Regions from separate parts of the Mus musculus genome. Here region 1 is linked to region 2. A link is a contact called in ENCODE Hi-C or POLR2A ChIA-PET data. All regions are on one chromosome and are shown on one strand. The core of a region is the stretch at or near the end of the contact, and the rest is flanking DNA. Distances in the headings are between cores, read along the strand shown. Region 1 overlaps Tead1 (TEA domain family member 1). Region 2 overlaps Tead1 (TEA domain family member 1).

Region 1 (6,161 bases), core at 2,448-4,947, 180 kb before region 2:
TGGGAGGCAGAGGCAGGTGGATTTCTGAGTTCGAGGCCAGCCTGGTCTACAAAGTCCAGGACAGCCAGGGCTACACAGAGAAACCCTGTCTCAAAAACAAAAAACAAAACAAAACAAAAAAAGAGCACTGGCCTTTCTTCCAGAGGTCCTGAGTTCAATTCCCAGCAACCACATGCTGGCTCATAACCATCTATAACGTGATCTGGTGCCCTTTTCTAATGTGCAGGTATACATTCAGACAGAGCACAAAAAAAGAAAAAAGCCACCCAAATATCAAGGACGATAGAAATGGTACCCACTCTGCATTTTCTCTGTAGATTTTAGTAGAACAACCAACGTGCCTATCACCTACCGTCCACCAGGCACTGAGCTAAGAACACTTAATCCATAAGCAAACACTACAAGCTGCTTTTCCTCACAGGCTCTGCAAAAGCAGAGTACCTACATAGCAGCTCGCCGTCATCTGCAACTCTAGTTCAGGGATCCAGCCTCCGGGGGCTCTTCTGGCCTCCACATGTACCGGGCATGCAAAACACTTCCACACATAAAACAAAAATAAATATATCTACAAACAAACAAAACAAACAAACAAAAACCCTCCCACATATCTTCCATGAATTGTAGTGTCTTTCATTAACAAGGAGTACGTGTGCAGAATCCTCCCAGAAAATGTGAATGGTTTTATAAACCTGAGCCATATGAATCAGGTTAGCCATTTACATGAGAGCAGAGTCCACATTCAGATGCAGGAGGCTTCAGAAAACTGACTGTCCCTGAAGGTTTTTAGGAGATACGGGATACATTTCTAACGATCAAAGAGAAAGGGCCTATCCCAGAAGAACCTGGGAGGAACTGGGTCAATAAGGCTGTGAGCTGTGGACTCCCAGAGAGACTGTGACAAGAAAAATGGTTCTGAAATATTTCTCTATTGGAACATCCAGAGAAAGTTCTGGAGTTGTACTAGAAGTGGGGTGTCTGTGTGCATGTGGGACCCCTAGGAAGATACACTTGTGTAAAATAATAAAAAGCAAACAAAAACAAACAAACAAACAAACAAACAAACAAAAAACTAGACAGATAGAAAATAGAGGCAATCACATTGAGAGCAGTTTATAAAGAAGAAGACAGTGCTCACAAATCATACAGTGGTATTAAAAATAAAACCAGTTTGTAATGTAAATGCCAAGTGAGAATTAAACTCAAGATACTGATAAGCTACACTGAGGAGTTAGGACAGCAGAGTGGAAGCTGGAACTTTAAATTTAGCATGTGCTAAGTGTGGAATTAAATCCTATTCTCCCATAGTAAGAGGCCAGTGAGTGTTTTTTAAAAAGAAAAAACAAACAAACAAACAAACAAAAACAAAAATAAAAACAAAAGTGATCAAAGGCCAAGAGAAGGCTCTGTGGGTAAAAAGGCACCGGCATTAAAAGTCTGAAGGGCTGAGTTCCATCACACAACGGAAGGAGAAAACTGATCCCCGAAAGTTGCAAGCCATGGCATATACATGTACACACACAGTGGTAACAAATTACATCTAAAAAAAATACAAAGAAGTAATTGCAAGAGCTGTACATAGCTGTCACTAACAAAGGGAACAGGGAAGTAAGGGACACAGGGTAACATATGGCTCTTTTCCTTACGGGTCATGTGGCTCAATTAGCCGTCCATGCAAAGCTACTGTGGAACATGGCGGGTGGCATGAGGAAGGAAAAAGAAAACATGAAAGGAAACAAAAGTATGATTTTCAGGATGTCTACTTCGGTTGACTACAAGCCCCTGGGCTGCAAAGAAGCATGGGTCACGCTGTAAAACTCTCCTGTGGCTTAAGACAGCTCACAGCAGTTAGGGTAACCGTGTACATGTGAGACTCCCAACACAGGCAGGATCTCTTGGGATCTGGAGTTTCTCAGCTCCTCTTTCTACCTCTGTGACCCTAGTCTGTCGTCACTGTCACTACGAGCCTGAAAGGTTGAATGAAAATCCTGAGAGTCACAGACAGGAGGTGCTGGAGGGGTCAACAGTCCTCCTCACTGAAGCAAGGTTTCTGTCTTCCGGGTCCCTGCTCCATTTGATCTTCACTGCCTATGGAAACCATAGAGGAATGAAGAGACCTGGACGCTGGAGTTGGCTGAGTTCTCAGTCTGGATTTGCAGCTGATTCCATCCACTTTCTAGAAACTTCTTGGCTGGGGCTTTCTGCCTCTCTACCCCAGCTGCCTCCATTCTAAGGCAGTGCCTTCCCTGCATGAGAATCTAGTGACTAGTGAGAGAATGCACGGAAACTACATTATCAACTGGGCCTGTCCAAGAGTCTGTCATGGATACTCTTTATTCCATGACTGTAAAAGTCCCCGACTTGGGCTGGAGAGATGGCTCAGGGGGTAAGAGCACCCGACTGCTCTTGTGAAGGTCCTGAGTTCAAATCCCAGCAACCACATGGTGGTTCACAGCCACCCATAATGAGATCTGACGCCCTTTTCTGGTACGTCTGAAGACAGCTACAGTGTACTTTAAAAAAAAAAAAAAAGTCCCCGACTTGAGGAGAGACCATCGGTGCACTCCCTCAAACAGCTACGAAATGGAAAGAAAAGCTTAAAACAGAACTGCAGGGCGGGAAGTGCCAGGTTCATCGGGGTGATTCCCACTGTCATGAGGTTATTTACTGTCACTACTGGAGCTGAGGTGGGTTCATGACCAAGCTTCTGATTTCCGTTAGGATAGCAGACTCTAACCCAGGAGGCTCCTTTTGAGGAAGCATAAAAGGCCTGTCCTCCAAAATGAGATGGAGCAGCTGGGGATGTACCCAGTTTGAGACAGTAGATCTCAATGGCTAGCGGGGCTTCAAGGTTTTCCTTTCTCTCCCCAACCCTTTTTCTTTCCTCAATAGGACTGATGATCTATCTTATTTAGGGAATTCCAATGTGACCGCTTCATTTTTGAAAGAAGAAAGAGAGGCAGGGAAGGAGGAAGGGAAGGGGAGGGGAGGGGAGGGGAGGGGAGGGGAGGGGAGGAGAGGGGAGGGGAGGGGAGGGGAGGGGAGGGGAAAACTACAAATAACCCTCTGTGCCCTGGGATAGAGCTGAGAGCTGCACTACAGCAAACCACCTGAAGGTGGCGATATTTTCCTAAACTTCTCCCAAAAATTTCAAGTATTTGAAGAACTTAGTAAAACCTTGAAAAATGACTGCTGTCAAATAATACCAAGAGAAAAATTATAATCCACTTAGGAATTTAAAGAAACCAAGACAAATAATTCATGTCGAAGGATACTAATGTCTAAGCTGAATCAGAGAGAGGACAAATCACCTGCCTTTGCTTCCTGTCACGATCCAGCCTGGACTGTCTGTCTGAACCTGAGGGTTCAGGGTGGCCTGGGCAGCCTTTGATGGCAGGGAGTGGGTGTGGAGTCAAGCCAAGAGAGTGACTTGCAGATTCAGCCAGGAGAGGATGGGGATTGCATGGGTCTCTATGAGGCTGCCAGAGAGAAGGTGAACCAGTTTCCTCCAGAGCTTAAACCCAACAAGCTGCTCGATCCCTTGTAGTTTCAGGGTGTTATACCGGGATGCCTCCTTCCTGCTTCCTCTTTCCACCCAGTGCAGCTGAAGAGACACCATGGCTGAATGAAGGGTAGGCACTGGGATGGCAAGCGGGAGGGAAGCTGACCCGCCAAGAAAAGCAGATGGAGCCTGGCTGGGTCTCTGTGAAATGTCTATAAAACCTGCATTTCCAGATGCTTTCAATTGCCTCTTCCCCAAAGGCTAATGAAGAAAGAGGGTGAGTTCCCAGACCAGCTCAGAGAATATAAACCACCCAGCAGACAGGCTGCAGCCATGGGAAGCTGTGTGCTGGTGTGGGACAACTTAGCATCCTTCACTATGGCGAGAGCTGAGGGATCACACCACGTCTGGCCATCATGCAGAGCCTTGGATGCCACCCCATCTCTCAGGTCCCCCTGGAAGACCACAGAGGAAAACCCAAGAGATCCACCCAGCCCGAGACAACCATCAAACCAAGCGGCAGCACCCTCCTGGAGGATCAGATATACTTTGGGATGAAGTATTCTAAGTGTCAAGGATGCTAAGAATGCACAGGTAGGAACCTTCTATGTATGAGCTGTGCGACCTGGTCTGTGTGCCATCTGAACACAAAAATGACACATATGGCTGGGTCTTCTCCAGGGGTCAATGTGAAGGTCAAGTGAAAGAGAGAGTTGCAACAGAATCTGAAAGGGATTGGCCCAGATGGCCACGCCCCTCAATGAGACAAGGTAAGTGCTCTAGCACCCCCTGCATAGCCTGAGGCCTGGAACCTTCAGCTGACTCAGTACCCATCCTCAACTCTACACCCTCCTCACACAAAGGCTCCTACATGCTGGTTTGCTTTTACTTGTTCAGATGACATTTCCAGAACCAGCCAACGTCAGAACTGCGGTCTGACAAAGGAATTTAACTGGATCTGGGAACTTAAGCTTTTGAAAGGAGCTATAAAGATAAGAAAATTAAATCATCTTTGGGCCTATGTTGGCCCGATTGCTTTACTGGAAGGACTCAGGTTATCTGATGGTACTTCTGTGGAACATCAGTAAGAGCTGGGTCAGAGGCCGAAGTCTCCTGAGAGGATTTGGGATCCCTTAGGCAAGGACAAATGACTCACACGAGCCCAGGATCCCCAGCTCCAGACTCTAGCCACCGAGAAACGAGGATCAGAATGCCGGCTCTGCAGGATCCCTAGCCTGGGCACCCTGCAGCAATTCTCCCCCCAACCCCCATCGCACCCCCTGTCCCCCACAGGCGGATCTGTGAATGGTCCATCCTCTCACTGAAAGGAGCTATGTGGGAGGGCACTGTCCACTTAGAGACCTCCCTAGATATTAGTAACTTACTCCTTGGATTTTCCCTGAAATGCCTCAAGCCATTGGCTTTTTAAACAGCCCATTCTTCCATCCATGTGTGAACTGCTTCAAGGTCTCCAAGGCTGGGTCCTAACAGCAATGCCAGTGTCTTGTTTAGTTTGAGGCCGACAGGAAACTGCGTTAGGAGCTTCCTCTCCTCCTTGATACGCTTCTGCATTCCATCAGCGTGCTCACCCGTTCCAGGTACCTGCTCCCTCTTGCAGGCTAATCCTCAAGGTTTTGTCCTCACTACCTACCATCTGGTCCTATTTCCTGTGATAGCATTTTAAGACCAGTTCAAAACACATTTTGGCATCACTCAATCTGCCTAAAGACAGCACCAAATTGTAATTAAGATAGCTACTCAGAGACCCTACATCAAAGCCGGGAAACAGGCTCACACTGCTGATAAGTCAAGGAATCCTATCTTTGTATGCAATACAGACGTCATTAAATCGAGGAGGAAGAGTTCAGGTAAGGACATTCTTTGTTTCTCTGGCTTCACAGAGCGCTCAGCTGCAAACTGGGGTCACTCAGCCTTTCTCCTGGAGGGCTCACATTTTCAGGGCACAATGCCTAGCACAGTGCTGATGGTGTGGCTAAGGAAGGCTGGTGTACCGTGCAGGCACACAAAGGCAAACTCAGGGCACCTACCCTGCTCAGGGGTGCTCCAGTGACACATCAGAGAGCTGGACCATGTGTCATCTCCTCACCAGTGTCCCCTTCTCTAATACGGCTGTCATCTGAGCAACCCTGCTCTCAGCGCCTGGTCATTCTGGCACTTAGACCACAGTGGACAGGAAACATGGAGCCTGGCACGGAGGAAAACTGACAGGGAGGGGTTATGCTGGGGGTGAATAGAGGGGCAACGCTCAACTAAGGGACCTTCCTTGTCCCAGGACTGAGACGGGGCAGGGACTGAGGAACTAACTACCCAGGATTTAACAGGCATACACAGGACACCACGCACAGCGTCCGACTATGAGATTTTGTATATACACGGAAGCAACTGCCAAACACTCCCTCCAGACACAGGTCCTGATTCCAGGACTGGCCCTTTAAAAAAGCCAGCACCTGTGGGAGTTTGCACTTCTTTTGTTTTGTTTGTTTGTTTGGTTTTTGGAGGCAGGGTTTCTCTGTATAGCCCTGGCTGTCCTGGAACTCACTTTGTAGACCAGGCTGGCCTTGAACTCAGAAATCCGCCTGCCTCTGCCTCCAAAGTGCTGGGATTAAAGGTGTGCACCACCACGCCCGGCTTGAGCTTGTAC
Region 2 (6,659 bases), core at 620-3,119:
AGCGATGCTAAGCAGTTATTAAGGTGCTAGTGTGACTGTGATAATGGGCTTGGTGGGGTTTCCTTTTTTTAATGTTTGTGTGTGTGTGTGTGTGTGTGTGTGTGTGTGTGTGTGTTCATGTACGTGTGTGTGCACATATGCATGTGTGATTGTGTGTACTTGTATACATGCAGGGGTATGTGTGCACACACTCGAGAGCGCACACGAGTGTTCATATGGTAATGTATATGTAGCTGAGCACAGGTGCTTGCAGGGACCAGAAGAGGGCATCAAACCCCTAGAACTGGAATTACAAGCCAGACAGGGGTAGTAGGAAAAGAACCCCAGTCCTCTCCTGGGAGAGCAGCAAGCGCTCTTAACTTCACAGCCATCTCTCCAGCTCCACCCACCCACACCCACTGTAAGAACACATACTGAAACTCCATAGATGAACCCACATGGCATCCAGAAATGCTTCAAGATAGAGATGGAGGAGAGGTGCCAGAAGAGGGCTGTGGCACCTTGAACAGAAATGGCTCAAGGGGGTAGAAGGGAGGGGGCTTTCCCTGACCTCTGCTAGCTGCACTTTCTCATGACTGAAAAAATCTAAAACAGAATAGAAACAGGAAAGTCAGACAGCAAAAGCAATAGGCGGCAGTCAGCTTCAGGGTGCCAGTGACCACAGTCCTAATTACAATGCCACTGTTCAGGAGGTACCGTGCCAATCCTTGAAAGCCCACAGCTGTCCATGCCACAGGTAAGAACCAGTGTTCCTCAGGATCAATGAAGCTCCCAGAGTCGAACATTAGTCAAACTCTCAAGTGCAGAGGCTAATGTAAATCACAAGTTGTCGTCTTTGCAAAAAACACTGAGTGCTGCGATCTATAAGCCAAGAACTCCAGTACAACAGGAGAGAGAGAAACAGAGAGAGAGACAGAGAGAGACAGAGAGAGGTCAGACCTGGCAATCTGTAACCCCAGAGCTCAGAAGATGGGATGGAGAAGGATGCACCTTGAAGCTAGCTTAGGCTAACACAAGATACTCAAAGGCAGGTGAGAGACAGAAGGAGAAAGGGTGAAGGGGATGGAGCAATAGCAGGAACTCCAGCCAAGAGGAGAGCTGGGAAGCCAAAAACACACCCAGTGGAGGCAGATGAGAAAGGTTCCATCTTAGCAGGACTGAGACCTGTGGTGGAGGGAGCCGGAAGCTCAGGCAAGGTTGGAGGGACACACAGTGAAGCTTCCTGAAGGCTGGCTGTGAGATTTGGTGGGCCTTACACCCACAAGCACTATTGCCTCCCACACCTTTCAGGGGAGGACACAGTGCCTGGCCTGGGGAGGATCACACTATCAATTGCAGAAAGAGCTTGGACCTGTGTCTGATGGCAGGGATATTAAGCTAATTTGCAGAAGCCTAAAAGTGAACTAAGCTGGGGTCACGCCAAAACTCTACAACACAAACATCTAAGGGGACCGAGAAGAGGGCTAGCTGTGGCAGACGAAAAGACAAGAACCCACAACTGGCAAGCAGGGACCCCAACCACCAACACACCCAAGGAGAAAAACAGTTACAAACCTTCCTCTCTCCTAAAAACCAAAGTGTCTCCACCTCATCTCAAAGTTCAGCCTCTAAATAGCAGGTGATAGCCCAGATGGGAAGGTGAGAGTGGAATTAATCAAGGTTATCTGGGGGTACCGATCCTAGCAGGTGTCATTTGCATAAAGCAGCCTTGGGGAAACTGAAGGCAAACCTCTAGACTGCCAGCCTAGAGACCAGTGGGGCAGAGCAGCCTCCAGCTTTCCAACCACACCTGCCCCTCCCCCCACGGACTACGGGAAGCACGCAGGCCCCCTGCTCTCACTTCCAGAGGCCAGACTCAGGTCCTCACAGAACTAAAAAACTAAAGCTAAAAGCTAGAGTTGACCTTTGCTCCTTCCGGGCCAGACAAATAGAAGGCTCCCCTGGGCCACACCCAACTGCTTAAGATCTCCACCACATGTTTATACTCAAGATGGAGAAAATGGAACTTACAGAGATAAAGTAGCCATCCTCTTTCCAAGGCAAAACCATTAACAGAGAAGTCTCTTTGTTTCCACATCAAGGACTGCCATAACTCATTCAAATTCCACAATAAAACCTGATAGGTGAGTTAATCCTAACTCCTTTGTTAGGCAGCCTATCAAAGAACTGACTGTGTGACCTTGGGAGGCTCACTAAACCTCTCGGAGCTCCTTCACAGGTCTCAATCACAAATGAAGTTTTTACATTTGAATGGCTGGTGTTTTAAGAATTGGCTTAAAAAAGAATTTACCTCCCTTTCCTACCCAAATTCCCACTGGGAAGCCCACTGATTATCACAACTAGAATGGATGAGGAGTGAACTGGCCTTAGAAGTGTGGGCTCCCAGATTCATCTCACACACACATTCAGGCAGATCCAGAGGCAGACACCCCAACATCACCCCAGATCTAAAGCCCTGTAGCTGGCTGGCAGCATGTTAGAGAGCTCGTCTGGCCCATGTGAGGCCCTGAGTCCCATCCCCAGAACAAGCCTGAGGCCACAGAAAAACCAATGGCAGAGGCTTCCCAACCAAAGCTCCCTACACCACCAGGGAGCTGAGGGACCGAGCCTCAAACTCACTGAGTACCTTCAATGCCCTCTACCACCAGCACCACAGATTTGAGCTCCTGGGCTCAAAGACCAAATCCAGAGGCTCCAGTCTCCCTCGAACCCCAAAGACACTGAACTGAATAAACATTAAGGCAACACACCCAGATAAGCCCCAGCATTGCTGGGCGGGGTGGCCGACGCCTTTAATCCCAGTACTCCAGAGGCAGAGTGAGTTCCAAGCCAGTCAAGCTATATACAGTGAGACCCTGTCTCAGACACCCACTAGCACCAAATGATTCATACTGACTTTTGGGTTGGGGCAAAGATTTCTTCCAAACATTCCTCAGGCTCCACCCCATTTTCTCCACCCATGTGTAGGACACTACTCCCATCTTCCTAAGAACTAAAGAGGGCACTGAATGCCTCAGGACCCCTACTCCTTCCTTTTCCACAGGACTACAAGCTCCAAGAGAAGATCTGAAACACACACAACAAAGCATATTGCAAAGCCACTCAAGCTTCCTTTCCAGACACTGTTCTTTCTACCTAGTAACAGGGAGTTGGCCAGTCTCTCATTAGAAATGCTATCTCCCACATCCCTTATGCACTGAGGTATTCTGAAAGGAAAACAGGGTGCCAGGACAAGCCACACTGAGCAGAAGTTTGAAACAGAGGCCACATCGTTAAGACAATCAGGATGGGACTGGAGGATGTGGGAGCAAGAAGAGCCCCGTGAACGATAGGAAAACAGGAGAGTGCAGAGGTTGAAAGCTCAGCTATCAATTAAAATGACTTAGACAGCCTTCCCCCACCACCTTACAATTGACAAACTGGACGTGGTAATAGGCAAGCTGCCCGTGTGCTATCCAGAGGTGACTTCATCTTCTACTTGATCCTTCATGATGTCATTTCACTAGATGCCATCAAGCTTGAGAGCAGCTGACAAGAGCGCTTCCCTAGCAAGCACAATTCGCTGTTCTCGATGGAAACACACAAGGTGAAGGCAGGAGGATGGGAGGCTCCAGGTTATCCTTGGCAATACAGTAAGCAAGGTTGATGCCTCCCTGGGCTACATAAGACCCTGTCTCAAACACAAAAGAAAAAAGTACATCTAACCAGTAACTATAAGGCATTCATCATTTGGGAGCCAAAAACTCAACCTTACTAGCACTTAGTAAGTGAAAGATTTCCTACACTTTGTTTTGAGACACCGTCTCATTTTATAGCTCCGGTTGGCTTGGAACTCAGAGATCTGCCGGTTTCTGACTCGCAGGACTAAGAATACACTAAGAAGAACCCAGGTCTTTAGTACATGCTAGGTCAGGACTACTACTGGGCTATACTCAACACAATAAAAGCTCTCAACCTATGTATGGGTCAAGTCCCCTTTGTAGTTACATATCACATATTTACATTATAACTCATAACAGTAGCAAAACTACAGTTATAAAGTAGCAACAAAATAATATTATGGTTGGAACTGCATTAACAGGTTGTAGCATTAGAAAGGTTGAAGGCCTATGCTTAAAAGGATCTTTCTGGGTCTTCTTGTCCCTTCTTCACTAAACCCAGCAAACTGACATAAGCTCCTTTCATTGGGTCTAAATACTAACTGCTTGAACCACCACCAAAACTCAAGGGACATGGCAGGGGTGCAACAGAGGGCAGTCAGAGCAGTGACTACATCCTGGGTTCATTGGTTTGAACACACAATTCACACACTGTAAAACCTGGGAGTATACAACACACTGTGTTCAAGAAAGCCGGGAAGAGGGCACTGTCGGGTTTTGAAATCTTGCTGTCCCTGAAGGCCTCCTTCCAGCCCCACCACTCTCCTCCTAAAATGTTGAAACCTTTTTAGTTTTAACTTTTTCAGATTGGGAAACCTGACTGAGCAGCACACCCTGCCACGCATGGCTTCTTAAGAGATAAGGACAGGAAGCCGATAAAATGCAGGTGGTCCCTGGCTCAGGCTCCCACAGAGCAATCGGTAACTGCTCAGCCTGTTCAGCCAGAGTGACCTAAAAACTCAGGGTCGATGACACACCCTGAGCTGTAGCTGAGAACCTGGGCAGACCAGGATCAGTTAGAACAGCTGACTTCCAAAACTACGCACATGAAATTGTGAAAGGATTCAAAGGAATAAAAAAACAACTCAACAGGCGATTTGGCTTCCCGGAGTGAGTGGGCTCAGTTATCCAGGAAATACCTGGAATTAGACATTCATCACTTAGGCTAACAAAAGTCCTGTCCCCTTAAATATGTAAATAGAAAATAAACAGAGAAAAAAAAAGCTGCGCCCCACCCCCCACAAGCACCTGAATTAGCATGTGAAATGTACCTGATCCAGAAAAAGGGAGGCTTAGAGGAGCAAAGACCAACTGTACAGTCTGCCTTCTTTGGGAGCACAGAGGCCAGGGAGCTGAGAGCCACTCCTGCAGCCTGCCCAAGAGCAGCCGACACATCACTCCAACGTTTAGCCCCATTTTCCAGGTGAGGAAATGGAAGGCAGCCTGCCTTAAGTAGTCTCAGAGTTTTGAAGAAGGCCAGACGTGGGGAGGCAAGAGTTTGAGGCTAGCCTGGTCTACATAATGAGGTTCAAGTCAGCCACAGCTACTTTAATAAAAACTAAAGTTACAAGGAGAACAGTGATGTTAGGCATGAGCTGTGTATGACCTTCCCTCTCCACCTCCCAGGTCCAAGCCGTTTGCACTGCCTCCCCAAGCCCCTTCCAACAATCACCAAAAGAATTTATAGACACCAAGCTCAGAATCAGGAAGGAAGCCACAAAAGGCCTTTCTTTTGGAAGGATATAAATTACCTATTATTTCCTGAAAAATTTTCATCTCATTCTTTATTACTACTTTGCAAAGGTAAGTCCAACTATCATACATTTACTGATGGATTCCTCCGAGTACTGTAAGCCTTGCCTGGATTTCCCTGGTTTTCGAGGAGCCATCCTGCAGGCTAACCGACCCCCCCCCCCCAGGCAGTCCCTAGAAAGTCTGATCTAAGTTAAGACTCCAGTGAGCACTTCACAATTGGTTATTACCCAGGGAACCTTCTCTACAGATTTACAGATAGGAAGGCGGGCAAGCATCCCAAGAGCTGAGGGTCATGAATTCCAGCATGACTTGGGCTGTACTAAACACCCTGCCCTAAAAGGAGGGGGTGGGGGCAAGGATGGGAGAGGAGAGGAAACTTCCTGGTGAAGATACCAAAGCCCAAGGACAGAAGATGATCTGCCCAATGTCATATTAGCCAAGACAACCTAGAATAACCAAACTCCACACAACCTCACTCCTGATGAGATGACATTCTGAGGTACGTTTGCTACTGACTTGTCTCAGGACAAACTACATGCAATCTAAAGGCTCTGAAAAGTATCTGAAATCAAGTGGACGATCAGAACCACCGCATGGCCAGTCACAAGATTCTCCCTTTCACACACATCCCAACTTACAAAACACTCAAGCCAGCTGGGGACGTATAGCTCAGCTGGTAGAATGCCTACAACTCAACAGTAAACCCAGGGTTCTGGTGTCAACACCACATAAACCCGGCATGGTGACACCTGCCCATAATCCCAGCACTCAGGAGGTGGGAACAGGACGGTCAGTTCAAAGCCATCCTCAGGTTACAGAGCCTGGGATGCATGAAATAAGAAAGATTAAAAAAAAAAAAAAAAAAAAAAAAAAAAAAAAAAAACTCTTGGGCTGAGGATGCAACTTAATGGAGGTATGAGAAAAAAAAGAGAGAATGGGGGCGGGAGGGGGAGCCTTGATGTTTAATACCACAAAAGTGAAAAGAAAATAAAGATTTGTCCTTTAGAACTCAGGAAATTCAATACACACACCTTCCCCACTGGCTTCTCACTACCTCTCCATATCTGCCTAGGAGGGCCCAGAGTCTGCTCACTAGCTGTCTTCCCATCGCCAAGTTGCTGTCACTGTTTAAATACACAGTTAAATACACAGTTGCAAGCAGACCAAGAGCATCAGGATGCCCGAGTGAGGACCGGATGATGAGCACCGTGGGCCCTGCAAGTCTGAAGCAGAGCTACCCTTGGG

What was found. Hi-C counts contacts between places; a loop is a spot of excess contacts on that map. ChIA-PET counts read pairs that join two places held with the same protein, here RNA polymerase II (POLR2A).
Region 1: a loop to region 2 is called in a map of gastrocnemius, with 3 times the contacts of the local background. The contact joins two enhancer-like sites. A Hi-C loop is called at or near these places in 11 of 37 maps with a recorded cell type or tissue (Patski, adrenal gland, gastrocnemius and 2 more). POLR2A ChIA-PET finds 5 or more read pairs at or near these places in 4 of 5 experiments (Patski and embryonic stem cell).

Annotation. Positions count from the first base shown.
Region 1 is chr7:112,866,192-112,872,352 of GRCm38, reverse strand. All of the region lies in intron 9 of Tead1 (TEA domain family member 1), which reads right to left. Among named protein-coding and RNA genes, the nearest start is that of Rassf10, 85 kb to the left of the region's middle. Within about 2 kb of position 3,697, at least 1 of the 3 ENCODE cell types and tissues checked has a DNase peak (open chromatin) inside an H3K27ac peak, as active enhancers do; it is heart, where a contact is called at or near this core.
Region 2 is chr7:112,686,826-112,693,484 of GRCm38, reverse strand. All of the region lies in intron 1 of Tead1 (TEA domain family member 1), which reads right to left. Among named protein-coding and RNA genes, the nearest start is that of Tead1, 11 kb to the right of the region's middle. Within about 2 kb of position 1,869, at least 1 of the 3 ENCODE cell types and tissues checked has a DNase peak (open chromatin) inside an H3K27ac peak, as active enhancers do; it is heart, where a contact is called at or near this core.